2 separate regions of the Homo sapiens genome follow, and region 2 is linked to region 1. Evidence: chromatin contacts called from ENCODE Hi-C data. All regions are on one chromosome and are shown on one strand. Each heading gives the region's core, a stretch centred on a gene start or an enhancer-like site at or near the end of the contact. The rest is flanking DNA. Distances are from core to core; before and after follow the strand shown.

Region 1 (5,915 bases), core at 2,489-4,988:
CTCTGGGCCATCATGTGGCCATACAACCAGAAGGAGAAGTTTCAATAGAGACCATGGTGGGAAACACTAGAAATTCAGCCCCATACCTGGACTGTGGCCCATTCTCAGCCATTCCCCTCCCACACTTCTGTGACCATTTCATTTCTTCGTTTTCCTTAACCAACTTTTCTTAATCTTCTATTCAACAGTCAAGTTATTGCTTGAGAGTTGTCGATCATTTAGAAGTTATTTGAAAAAGCTCCCTAACCAGATGCTACCTCCTCCTCTTCACATCATGCTGCAGACCAGTTCCTGGGGTTCACAGCTGGGTTAGAGCATCTTAGCTCAAACTCATCTACTTCAAGCTTAGTGCCTTGATCATCACCTGGTCCCATCTGCTAACACCCATCCCCATGCCTACTCTCTGCTTTCAGAGGGGACGTCTTACTAATTCCCGTGGTCAACTATTAATATGCTCACTTCACACCTAGTTATTAGAAAGTCAGGCTCTGAAAAAGTTGAGCCTGAATCTCATGAAGCCTCCAGATCTAGCGACCTTATACCAAACACAAGTCAAACAATACCTCAAGGAAGCAATCTTTAGAGCAAACTTAAAGCAAATAGTCCAGCTCCTTCAACAAATCAATAGTTTGCAAAAAGAAAAGGAGGGGGACTTTAGAAAGATATCTTGGATAATGCAGGAAAAAATCAGAAGATGGACTAGGTATTCGTGATACTAAGGGATGGTTGTTAATTTTGCTGCTGTGCTTTTAACACTTCAAACAGCTTTTTTTAAAGAGATGAAGTTTTGCTGTTGCCCAGGCTGGATGGCAATGGTGCAATCACAGCTCACTGCATCCTCAAACCCTTGGGCACAAGTGATCCTCCCACCTCAGCCTCCCAAGTATCTGGGACTACAGACACACGCCACTGTGCCCAGCTAATTATTTTATTATTATTTTTTCTAGAGACAGGGGTCTTACTGTGTGGCCCAGGTTGGTCTCAAAGTCCTGGTTTCAAGCAGTCTTCCTGCCTCAGCTTCTCAAAGTGCTGGGATTACACGTGTGAGCCACCACACCTGGCTGGACACTTTAAACTTTTAATACAATATTTATGTTAAAAGAAGAAAGAAGGTATTATAGTTACAGATGCATAACTACATCTATAGGTGAAAAGGAGGATGTTTAAATTTTATGTTAAAATACTGAAGGGAAGGAAAAGGAGAGGAAGAGAAAAAATGAGAAAAGGAGAAAGGAAATGAAAGAGAAGAGTGAAGAGTTTAGGGAAACTGGTGGAACCAGATTTGCAGGATGATTATTGAAGCTGCACATCAAGTACATAGAGATTCATTATACTTTGCTCTCTACTTTTGTATATATATGCAAATTTAAATAATTTTTCCTTTAAAAAAAAAAAAAGGTCAGGCTCTGGACAAGGCAGTTCCCTAAAAGAAACCAAAAATCCAAAATAAGAACCAAAGAATTAGATTACAGAAAGCATGTTTCCCATTTAGCAATGAGCCAGTGACATCACCTGAGTGTCCCCTATGGGCCCAACACCTCACAAGATGAGAGGCAGAGACCCAACTTGACCAAGAGTCGGCCCTGCCTTCAGGGAACACACACTCTCACTTGAGAGCTGGCTCTCAGACACCTGAGGCAATGGCTAGTCCTGACCACTAACTTTATAACACAGAGACCCAGGAAGTCACCAAAATAGCATCCAACTAAGGAATCTGTCATATTAATAAGATACTGTACTTACTTTCTCCATCAGCAATTGCAAAACAGATCAGCTAAAATTAGAGGGAGGCCTTCAGTGTTCAGAATCTCTCCCAAATGCTTACACAGGACTTTCTGTTTAACAGAGTGCACCACACAGACAGCCAGACACAGTCCACCATATTCCCCTGAGCCGAATGCTTTAATTAATAAGCAAGCAGCAAGACTGAGGCTTTTATCACATCACAGCAATACTTGCACAGATACTTTTAAACCACAGGATAAAAGGAAGATAGACACATGTCTGCCTGTCCCTAAAACAAAAGTGTATGAAGTCTGTTGATTTAAATTTTTAACCTTAAACAATAAACCTTGAACCAGTAAGTGTTTAACCCAGGCCCAAACCCCAAATCTCCTAAGCTAAGAGGACAGGGGCATTCCCGAACTATTACTCATATTTCAAAGGTGAATCAGAAAGGTTACATGTGTCTAACCTAGGAAAATAGAGGTTAAGGGAAACAAAGCTCTTATGTTCACAGCTAAAATTATACCACCTTGAAGCAGAACACTGGTTATCTCACGTTGATGAAAAGTTGAGACCAGCAAGTATGTGTTGAGGATTATTTAGATGAGAAATCAAATAAATTGTCGCTTAAGAAATGCAGCTTATTCAGAATACAGAGTTATTTAAGATATGTTATCTTTGGAGGAAGAAATGAGGTAGAGTGTTCAGCTTTAAAACATTTGAAAGCACTGCCTTAGAATGCATAAAGATAGAGAAAATATTTTTTGAAGAAAAAAATGCCCTTTTATAGTAACTATTATCTACTGCAAGTGCAAGTTAATCTTAAAATTCAATTCAACATATTTAAGTAAAAATGGCGGTACCACAAATAAATACTGCTGCCTTTTTATGCATGACAATGTTTATTAAGCATGCATATATAAAAAGCTAGATTTAACCTTGGTTTATAGCAGATTAATTTAATACTGGGAAGTATATATTCTAGAAATGACTCAACTTGGAAGACGCCAGTGAGAAACCCTCATAACTGGGCTACCTGGTAATTCTGCAAACTTCAAACGCCCCCTTTTGTCATCCACCTGCCACCATCCACACACTGAGGCACTGGGAGCCTGAAATAAGTCTTGGAACAACTGTTAGGGAAGTAGGATAATGCGGTGATCAAAAACACAGACTCCAGAGCCAAACTGCCTGATATAATTCCCAGCTCTGCCACTCACTGGCTTTGCAACTTTGGGCAAGGCTTCTGTGCATCCGTTTCCGCATCAGTGAATATAGAGGAAGAGCCTGGCCCTTTGCAAGCACTATGTGATGCTAGTTATTAAGACCATGCGTGGTGGTGGCCCCGTAAAAAGGCGTTTCTGCCACATGGCTCTGACCCATCCTTCATGCTCTCTCCCCCACACCATACATTCCTCTCATCATCTATCCCCTTCTCTGTTTCAGTGAATCTTCTTTCCCTCTCTTGGGGCATTTCAGGCTCATCTATAAGTCACAAACACCAGAGGCCTGGGACAGGACCATCCTTCCAAAGGGCTTCTGATAACTGAGAAAAGGAAAGAGTCTCACAAATTGGTTCCTTTGAAACCAACTGCCAGTGAAAATCGTGATGCCTGAGAAACTAATTCCTTCTACTGTCAAGGAAAGTGGAGATTTTTGCTGTAAATTATTTGTCTATTCAAGGAACAGCTTGAAACGGACACCCCCAGGGCCACAAGGAAAATCATGGTCAATGTGAGCTCTATTTGAGTGTTAAAGAAATATTACCGATGCTGGACCAAAGACCGACTTGTCTCCCACCCAGCTGGATGGGCCCTCCCTGCCCCTGCCTAGATGCACATATATGCTTCTCATAATCAAGATTCTTTCTTCAAGACCACTAGATCGTGGCACCTGAGGGCTGGAAAGGATTTCACAAGTCATCTAGATCAAGGGTCACAAATCCAAATACCCAGAGTCCCAGTCAGGTCATGAGTCACAAAGGGACCGGAGCCAGCTGGGGACTGTGTGTCCTGTGTGAAGGGAGGGCTGCCCCTTGGCTCCAGCTGTCATTGCGGGCCTGGGACTGTCAGACGTTCTGAATGGTTAAGAGAAGATGGAAATTTAGATTTTATGTGTGGACCAAGCAAAACACATCCCAGAGATGGCCCAAGTGCTTCCAGGTCACATACCTTGATCCAGAGCAGTGGCTCCCACCTACAAGCCTCAGACCCTGGAGATGTAAGGAGCTACTACACTACAGCCACCGAATCCAGTGGGGGAAGAGAGACAAGGGCTCCAAACAGATACTACTTGTAGACTGCATAGATAGTGTGCCTTGCTCATATAAGAACTACTTTTTTTAACATAAAAGGACACTGTAATATTAACAAAACCAAATTTTATTTCCAAACAGCACTAAATTGATGATTTTTCATTTCACATTTTCTCAAATGAGGAGATCCCAAGAGCACAGAAACGGTCACGCAAGGTCCATGATTTTATTTACATTAGAAAGGGGACTCCTGGGCCTAAAACATTCACCACCACCACCTAGATCAATTCTGCCACTTGAATGGTGAGATTGGAAGGTGGCATGACTTGCCCATAGTCACACAACTCCTTGCAGAACCAGAAGGGAAAGCCAGGCTCCTGAGTCCGACTCCCAGCTCCTTCACCACCAGCACAGAGCATGGACCCTGCCCCAGAAGAGCCATGCAAGAAGTGACACCGCCTGTTTGAGAACGCAGAACCAATCCAATCATAACACAATTTTGGACTGAGGTTTATCCACAATCACCTCTTCAAAGTTTCACAGAAGCACAGAAGTAGAAGAAGCCTGGATAACCCCATACTCCAGCCCTACCCTCAAGCCACCTCCTCAACTGTATCTCAGATGGGAGCCTTCCAGCCTCTGGTGGATAAGGACCTTGCTATCTTACAATGCTGGGTAACAATGCAACTTGAGAACTTCAGTTCTTCCTATTCCCATACCCCTCTGGTCTCCTGGGCTTGCCATTCAGAATGTCTGTTTCCCTCTCCACCCTCTTTACAACCTACTTCTTTCTCCCCATCCCCAAGGCTGCCTCTATATGTTCTTTCCACAATCTCCCTTCTCTTGCTTGCTCCATTTCCACAACTAGCTGGCTTCCTGATGAACAAGAGGGTATTTATTCACTGTTGATTCTTGCTCTCAGTCTACAGGTATTGGCTAAGAAGGACTGCCTTAAGATAAACACTTGAGACACAGAACTGAACGAGCCTGCCCAGTAAGTCAAGACAGGATACTAGGAAGCCAGAGCAGGTGGCGGGGAAGTGGGGCACGCGTTCCACTCAGGGCATCTGTGGCAACGGGAGAGGACGGTGCCAAACACAGATGCGTAAGCTGTGCACTACACAATTCCAAGGGCACCACTCAAAAAGACCAAGTTATGAGTAGTACCCTCTGGAGTTGTACAACAAGCAGCATAGGGAGGGTCCAGTGGAAATGCAGGTCTGGCCATTAAAACATCAAGCCTATCTTTCAGTGGTTCTATTAATTAGTAACGACTGGCCCACGGAGTTTCTCCTACTTGAGCCTGCTTAAGAACCACCCGGCAGCTTACCAAACCTGAGGAATGCCAAGCCCTCCCCTGAAATTCTGATTCCTCAGTCCTACGGAGGGACTAAGGAATCTATGTGTTGTTTTTTGTTTGTTTGTTTGTTTGATATGGAGTCTTACTCTGTCGCCCAGGCTGGAGTGCAGTGGCACAGTTTCAGCTCACTGCAACCTCCTGGTTCAAGCAATTCTCCCACTTCAGCTTCCTGAGTAACTGGGATTACAGGCGTGCACCACCACGCCCAGCTAATTTTTGTATTTTTAGTAGAGACAGGGTTTCACCATGTTGGCCAGGCTGGTCTCGAACTCCCAACCTCAGGTGATCCACCCACCTCGGCCTCCCAAAGTGCCGGGATTATAGGTGTGAGCCACCATGCCTGACCCTGTGTGTTGTTTTTTAACAACCAGACTCTTGAGAAACTCTAGCCAAGAAAGTTGAGGCTTAGGAGAAGGAAGACACTGTAAGTGCCGAGACTGTGTTACCAAAGGGAAAATGTTTATATTTTTATGAGATTTAGTCCTTCGATCTCAGCTCTATTTTATAAAGAATACTGTTTCTAAAGATGGTTAATGATGGCACACATGTATAATCCATGAAGCAACTGTCTCTATA
Region 2 (5,915 bases), core at 3,289-5,788, 6.2 Mb before region 1:
CTGTATATATCTCCCCTACCAGGACTAGACATTTTTGTTGTTGTTGTTTTTGTTTTTTGAGATGGAGTCTCACTCTGTCATCCAGGCCGGAGTGCAGTGGTGCAATCTCGGCTCACTGAAACCTCCACTGCCCAGGTTCAAGCGATTTTCCTACCTCAGCCTCCTGAGTAGCTGGGATTACAGGTGCCTGCCACCACGCCCAGCTAATTTTTGTATTTTTAGTAGAGACGGGGTTTCACCATGTTGGCCAGGCTGGTCTCGAATTCCTGACCTCAGATGATCCACCTGCCTCAGCCTCCCAAAGTGCTGGGATTATAGATGTGAGCCACCTCACTCAGCCTAGGGCTCAAGGTTTTTACAGTCATTTCTGACTATCCCTTTCCCCATATTCCTATCACATTGGCCAGTCAAGCCCACCCTTTCATAGTCTCCCTACTCCCTGCTTAGTCCTCATTCTTGCTGCCTTGGGAATCTAATCCTCACTGCCTCATATTTACAGTACTGGATCCATATCCCACATGGCCACTCATTCAACAGCATGGCCCTGCGCTAGATGCTGGAGACACAGACATGAATGACACAAGACCTGCAGCCTGACCTTCCTATCTTTGCCAGGACAATCTTGCCTACTTTTAGCAAGTTAGTCTCCTGCTCAGGGACCTCTAAAGGCACCCTGATGCCTACCCAATCAATTCTAAATTCATACGTTGCTTTCTTTTAATCACTCAACAAGTACTACTAAAGGCTTACTGTGTGCCAAGCACTACGTATAAGGCAGTGGTCAAAAGAGGCACTGGCCCTGCCCTTAAGGAACTTATTATCTAGTGTGGAAGACAGACATAAAAACTATATTCACAGAAATAATAATGCAAATAGGGCTGAGCGCAGTGGCTAATGCCTGTAATCCCAGAACTTTGGGAGGCCAAGGCGGGCAGATCCCAAGGTCAGGAGATCGAGACCATCCTGGCTAACACAGTGAAACCCCGTCTCTACTAAAAATACAAAAATTAGCCGGGCGTGGTGGCGGGCGCCTGTAGCCCCAGCTACTCCAGAGGCTGAGGCAGGAGAATTGCTTGAACCCAGGAGGCGGAGTTTGCAGTGAGCCAAGATCGCGCCACTGCACTCCAGCCTGGGCGCCAGAGCGAGACTCTGTCTCAAAAAAAAAAAAAAAAACCCACAAAGAAATAATAATGAAAATAAAATAATTATATAATTATTATTCTTTAATTATAGTTGTGAGTAATATGAATGTCAAGGGGTGCCATAAGAATGTATAAACAAGAGATCTAATCTAAGCCAAAAAGTAAGATAAGGCCAGAGATCTGAGTAGGAGTCCAGGTTTAGGTGTGTGTTGGGAGTACAGGTGTTCTCAGAAAAAGGGGACAGCTCATTCAGAAGTTATTTAGTCACTTGACACTTGAGTCATCACCAAATCTCTGGATCTCAGGTACCTCAAATATTGATTCTGTTCTGGATGACTATTTTACCAAACAAGAGCCAAATTGCAAGCTCTTATAACTCAATAATAAAAAGATAAATAACCCAATTAAAAATGGGCAAAGTATCAGAATATTCGTTTCTCCAAAGATCTACAAATCACCAATAAACGCATGAAAGCATTATCATTATCGCTAGGGAAATGCAAACCAAAACCACATCGAGATACCACTTTAAACCCACTAGAGTGGTTATAATTTTTTTTGAGACAGATTTTTGCTCTTGTTGCCCAGGCTGGAGTACAATGGCACGATCTTGGCTCACCGCAACCTCCGCCTACCAGGTTCAAGCAATTCTCCTGCCTCAGCCTCCCGAGTAACTGGGATTACAGGCATGTACCACCACGCCCGGCTAACTTTGTATTTTTAGTAGAGACGGGGTTTCGCCATGTTGAGGCTGGTCTCAAACTCCTGACCTCAGGTGATCCGCCCACCTCAGCCTCCCAAAGTGCTGGGATTACAGGCATAAGCCACCACGCCTGGTCAATTTTTTTTAATACAATATAACAAGTATTGGTGAGGATGTGGAGAAATTGGAAGCCACATACACTGCTGGTGGCAGTGTGAAATGTAAAATGAATGCAGCCACTGTGGAAAACTGTTTGGCAGTTTCCCCCCAAATTAACCGTAGGGTTACTATACAATCCAGCAATTCCATTCCTAGGTGTATACCTAAGAGAGATAAAAACATGTGCTCGTACAAAAATTTGTACATGAATGTTCACAGCAGGATTATTCATAAGTTAAAAAATGGAAACTATCCAAATGTCTATTAAATGATGAATGGATAAATAAAATGTCATATATCCATACAACTGAATATAACTTGACAATGAAAAAGAATGAAATAGTAGTACATGCTACAACATGGATGAACCGTGAAAACGTACGCCAAGGAAGCCAGTTACAAAAGATACATACCATATGATTCCATTCATATAAAATGTCCTGAATAGGTTAATCTATTGAGAAAGAAAGATTTGTGATTGCCTAGGACTGGGAGGGTTGTGAGGAGTGGAGAGGAGGAGGGATGCAAAATGACTATTAATGAGTGTTTCTTTTCTTAATGTGATGAGACTACTCTAAAATTGTGGTGATGGTTGCACAATTCTGTGAATAAAAGCCATTTGAACTGTACACTTTAAATAAGGGAACTGCATAGTAGGTGAGTCGTATCTCAATAAAGCTGTTAAAAAAAATCAGGAGTTGGGGATATGGGGCTGAGGCAGGAGGAACACTTGAGACTGGGAGGTGCAATGAGCCACCGCACTCCAGCCTGCACGACAGAGCCAGAGAGACCCTGTCTCAAAAAAAAAAAAAAAAAATCAAATGACCCTTTACCAGTATCAAAGTGCCTCATCAGCCAGGTACCACCTTTTCAATGGATGGGGAGACTGAAGTGTAGAGGAATTAAGTATCCGACTTGGGGGTTGGGGGAAGTGGCTCACGCCTGTAATCCCAACACTTTGGGAGGCCGAGGTGGGAGGATCGCTTGAGCCCAGGAGACCAGCCTGGCCAATATGCCAAAACTCCGTCTCTATAAAAAATACAAAAAATTAGCCTGGCGTGTTGGCAGGCGCCTGTAATTCCAGCTGCTACGGAGGCTGAGGCGGAGAATCACTTGAACCCGGGAGGCAGACGTTGCAGTGAGCCGAGATCGCGCCGTTGCACTCCAGTCTGAGCGACAAAGCAAGACTCCGTCTCAAAAAAAAGAAGAAAGAAAGTATCCGACTTGGTCTTGGGCTCTTCTCACTATAATCCAACTATATTCTCTTACGAAATGGCAGAATTAATCTTCCCTCCTTGTGACACCCCTGTAGTTATACATGCCTCTGGCACTTACAATCATTTTTTCTAATTGTGTTTAACGGTTCTAGCACATTACTTTGTAACTTTAGAATAGAGATTGTGTCTGATTCCTGTGTATTAAGGTCCGACCTTTTTTATTTTTATTTATTTATTTTTTAGACAGAGTCTCGCTCTGTCGCCCAGGCTGGAGTGCAGCGGTCCGATCTCGGCTCACTGCAACCTCCGCCTCCCGGGTTCAAGCGATTCTCCTGCCTCAGCCTCCCGAGTGGCTGGGATTACAGGCATGCATCACCACTCCCGGCTAATTTTTTTGTATTTTTAGTAAAGACTGGGTTTCACCATGTTGGCCAGGCTGGTCTCGAACTCCTGACCATGTGATCCGCCTGCCTCGGCCTCTCAAAGTGCTGGGATTACAGGCGTGAGCCACCGCACCCAGCCGATCTGACCTTTTTTTTTTTTTTTTTTTTTTTTTGAGACGGAATCTCGCTCTATTGCCCAGGCTGGAGTGCAGTGGCGCGATCTCGGCTCACTGCAAGCTCCGCCTCCTGGGTTCACGCCATTCTCCTGCCTCAGCCTCCCAAGTAGCTGGGACTACAGGCGCCCGCCACCGCGCCTGGCTAATTTTTTTGTATTTTTAGTAGAGACGGAGTTTCACTGGGTTAGCCAGAATGGTTTCGATCTCCTGACCTCGTGATCCACCCGTCTCGGCCTCCCAAAGTGCTAGGATTACAGCGTGAGCCAGCGCGCCCAGCCCGATCTGACCTTTTTTAAATGAAGACGTATTCAGGAAGGAAATATCTACAAGTAAGACAAAATTAAGTAAGAACCCAATGTACGAACATTCACTTCTCTAACAAAGGAAAGACACAAAACAAGAAACTAATAAGGCGGAGAAAGGAATTGAGATTGGGGGAAACAGCATCTCCTTCCTCCCTGCACACTCGGCAGGTTCCCTGGAAAGTTCTAGAAGGGATTCAGAAGTGGCTGGTGACATCACTGTGGCTCCGTGGCGCCCACTACAGCAGCCAAACGACACGCTAGCTTTCCCGCCTCATAGAGGCTCGTGAATGGGGGTGGGGCCCTGCGAGGGGCGGGGTCACGTCACTTCCTGTGCGGGACGCGCTGCAGCTGGAGAGGAAAGGCAGAGCGAGGAGGGGCGAGGCCAAGAAAGCGCGCGTTTCTGGGAGGGGAGGAGCCTGGCTAAGGAGCGCCGCGTCACATCCGGTAGAGTTAGAGCCCGTGCGGAGGCGGTGCGGAGCATTTCGGCTCTGAGCGGCTGGGCGACCGGCGCGTCGTGCGGGGCTGCGGCGGAGCCTCCTTAAGGAAGGTGCAAGAGGTTGGCAGCTTCGATTGAAGCACATCGACCGGCGACAGCAGCCAGGAGTCATGAGCGACAGCGGCGAGCAGAACTACGGCGAGCGGGTACGTAGAGCTGCGGTAGGGGGTGGCTGTGTGGTCCTAGCTCCTTGCATCTTTTTCTAGGCCCGTCGGCCTCGGGCCAGGAGGCAGGGGCGTTTTAGGCTCCGAAGTCTGAAGCCGGGAGGGCAGGCAAGGGAGACAGCATTTAACCAAAAAAAGCCTTTGTGGATAGTGCCTTAGTGCCTTTGGTCGTGAAGGAGGGAGGCCCCCGGCGGGTTTATGTGGCTTCTGCCCGAGACGGCCGTTTTTCCCGTTATAAGAGGGGGAAGATGAAAATGGCCGCTGCGTCCCCGCGGTGTTGGGGGAGGGGAGCGATATCTTATTTCGGCGTTGCTCTCCTGCGAAGGTCCGCCGCAGCCATCTTGGGCTGGCGGGCTGGGCGAGCTGCCAGAGGCACAAAATGGCGGAGAAGCCGCGCGGCAACGCGGACCCGACCCGCAGCGGGCCGCGCTTCGTAAGGCCGCGTGGTGGGGTGCAAGGGGACAGACGACGTTCTTTTGGGTCTTTGGGCCGGTGTTTAGGTTAACGAAGGACCGTCTTTGCCTCCACGGAAAGGACGGAGTCTGGGATGTCTTTGGGGCCTCTTAAGATGGAAACTAATCCAAGGCCGACTAAGTTCTGGGCCCGTTAGGTGGAGGGGATTGCGTGAGGGCTTTGTGTTTGGCCTAAATGAAGCGCTTTTCTCTGATGCCGAAAGGGCTTCCCAGGCAAAAATCTGTATCAGTATTCTATTAGGACAGACCACAAAGTCGTTAAGATGATTTTGTGGACATCGCATTTCCACGGGATTGTGAAGGAGAAATTGGCGGGCAACCATTTACGGCGCCGTTATTTCCTTTGTTTTGAGGCGTTCTAATACTTAGAACCACAGCGTGTGTTGGCTACAGTTTTCTTTCCCTTAAGTTTCCACCTCTTAAAGGTGTTCAGTGAGGGTTGATTGAATTGCGGGAACAAGACAGTTCTAGGGTTTAAACAGCATACGTAGCTGGTCTGTGGGGCTCTGGGTATTGGATTCGGAAAGCATTGAATGATGCGAACATACGAGGCTTGCTAGAATTAAGAGGAATCTGTTAGAAGGGTGATAGAAAAGCACCATAGAAATTGATTTTTGAGGCTGTGGGAATAATTTGTGCTTTTTTAAAAAAAAAAAACAATTTGTTACCTAAGTTTCCCCTTGTTGGTAAAGCTACC

Evidence for each region. Hi-C counts contacts between places; a loop is a spot of excess contacts on that map. Pooled maps may share reads with other maps.
Region 2: a loop to region 1 is called in a pooled map of psoas muscle, with 7 times the contacts of the local background. The contact joins the promoter of TRA2B here to the enhancer-like site in region 1. A Hi-C loop is called at or near these places in 2 of 50 pooled maps.

What each region holds. Positions count from the first base shown.
Region 1 is chr3:179,730,899-179,736,813 of GRCh38, reverse strand. The region is part of intron 10 of USP13 (ubiquitin specific peptidase 13); the gene reads right to left. Among named protein-coding and RNA genes, the nearest start is that of USP13, 81 kb to the right of the region's middle. Within about 2 kb of position 3,738, at least 8 of the 41 ENCODE cell types and tissues checked have a DNase peak (open chromatin) inside an H3K27ac peak, as active enhancers do.
Region 2 is chr3:185,936,637-185,942,551 of GRCh38, reverse strand. It overlaps TRA2B (transformer 2 beta homolog), which reads left to right and starts at 4,538. Exons shown (of 9, transcript NM_004593.3): 1 at 4,538-4,727. The coding sequence starts at 4,692. RefSeq lists enhancers at 4,607-5,066, 4,477-5,204, 5,107-5,316.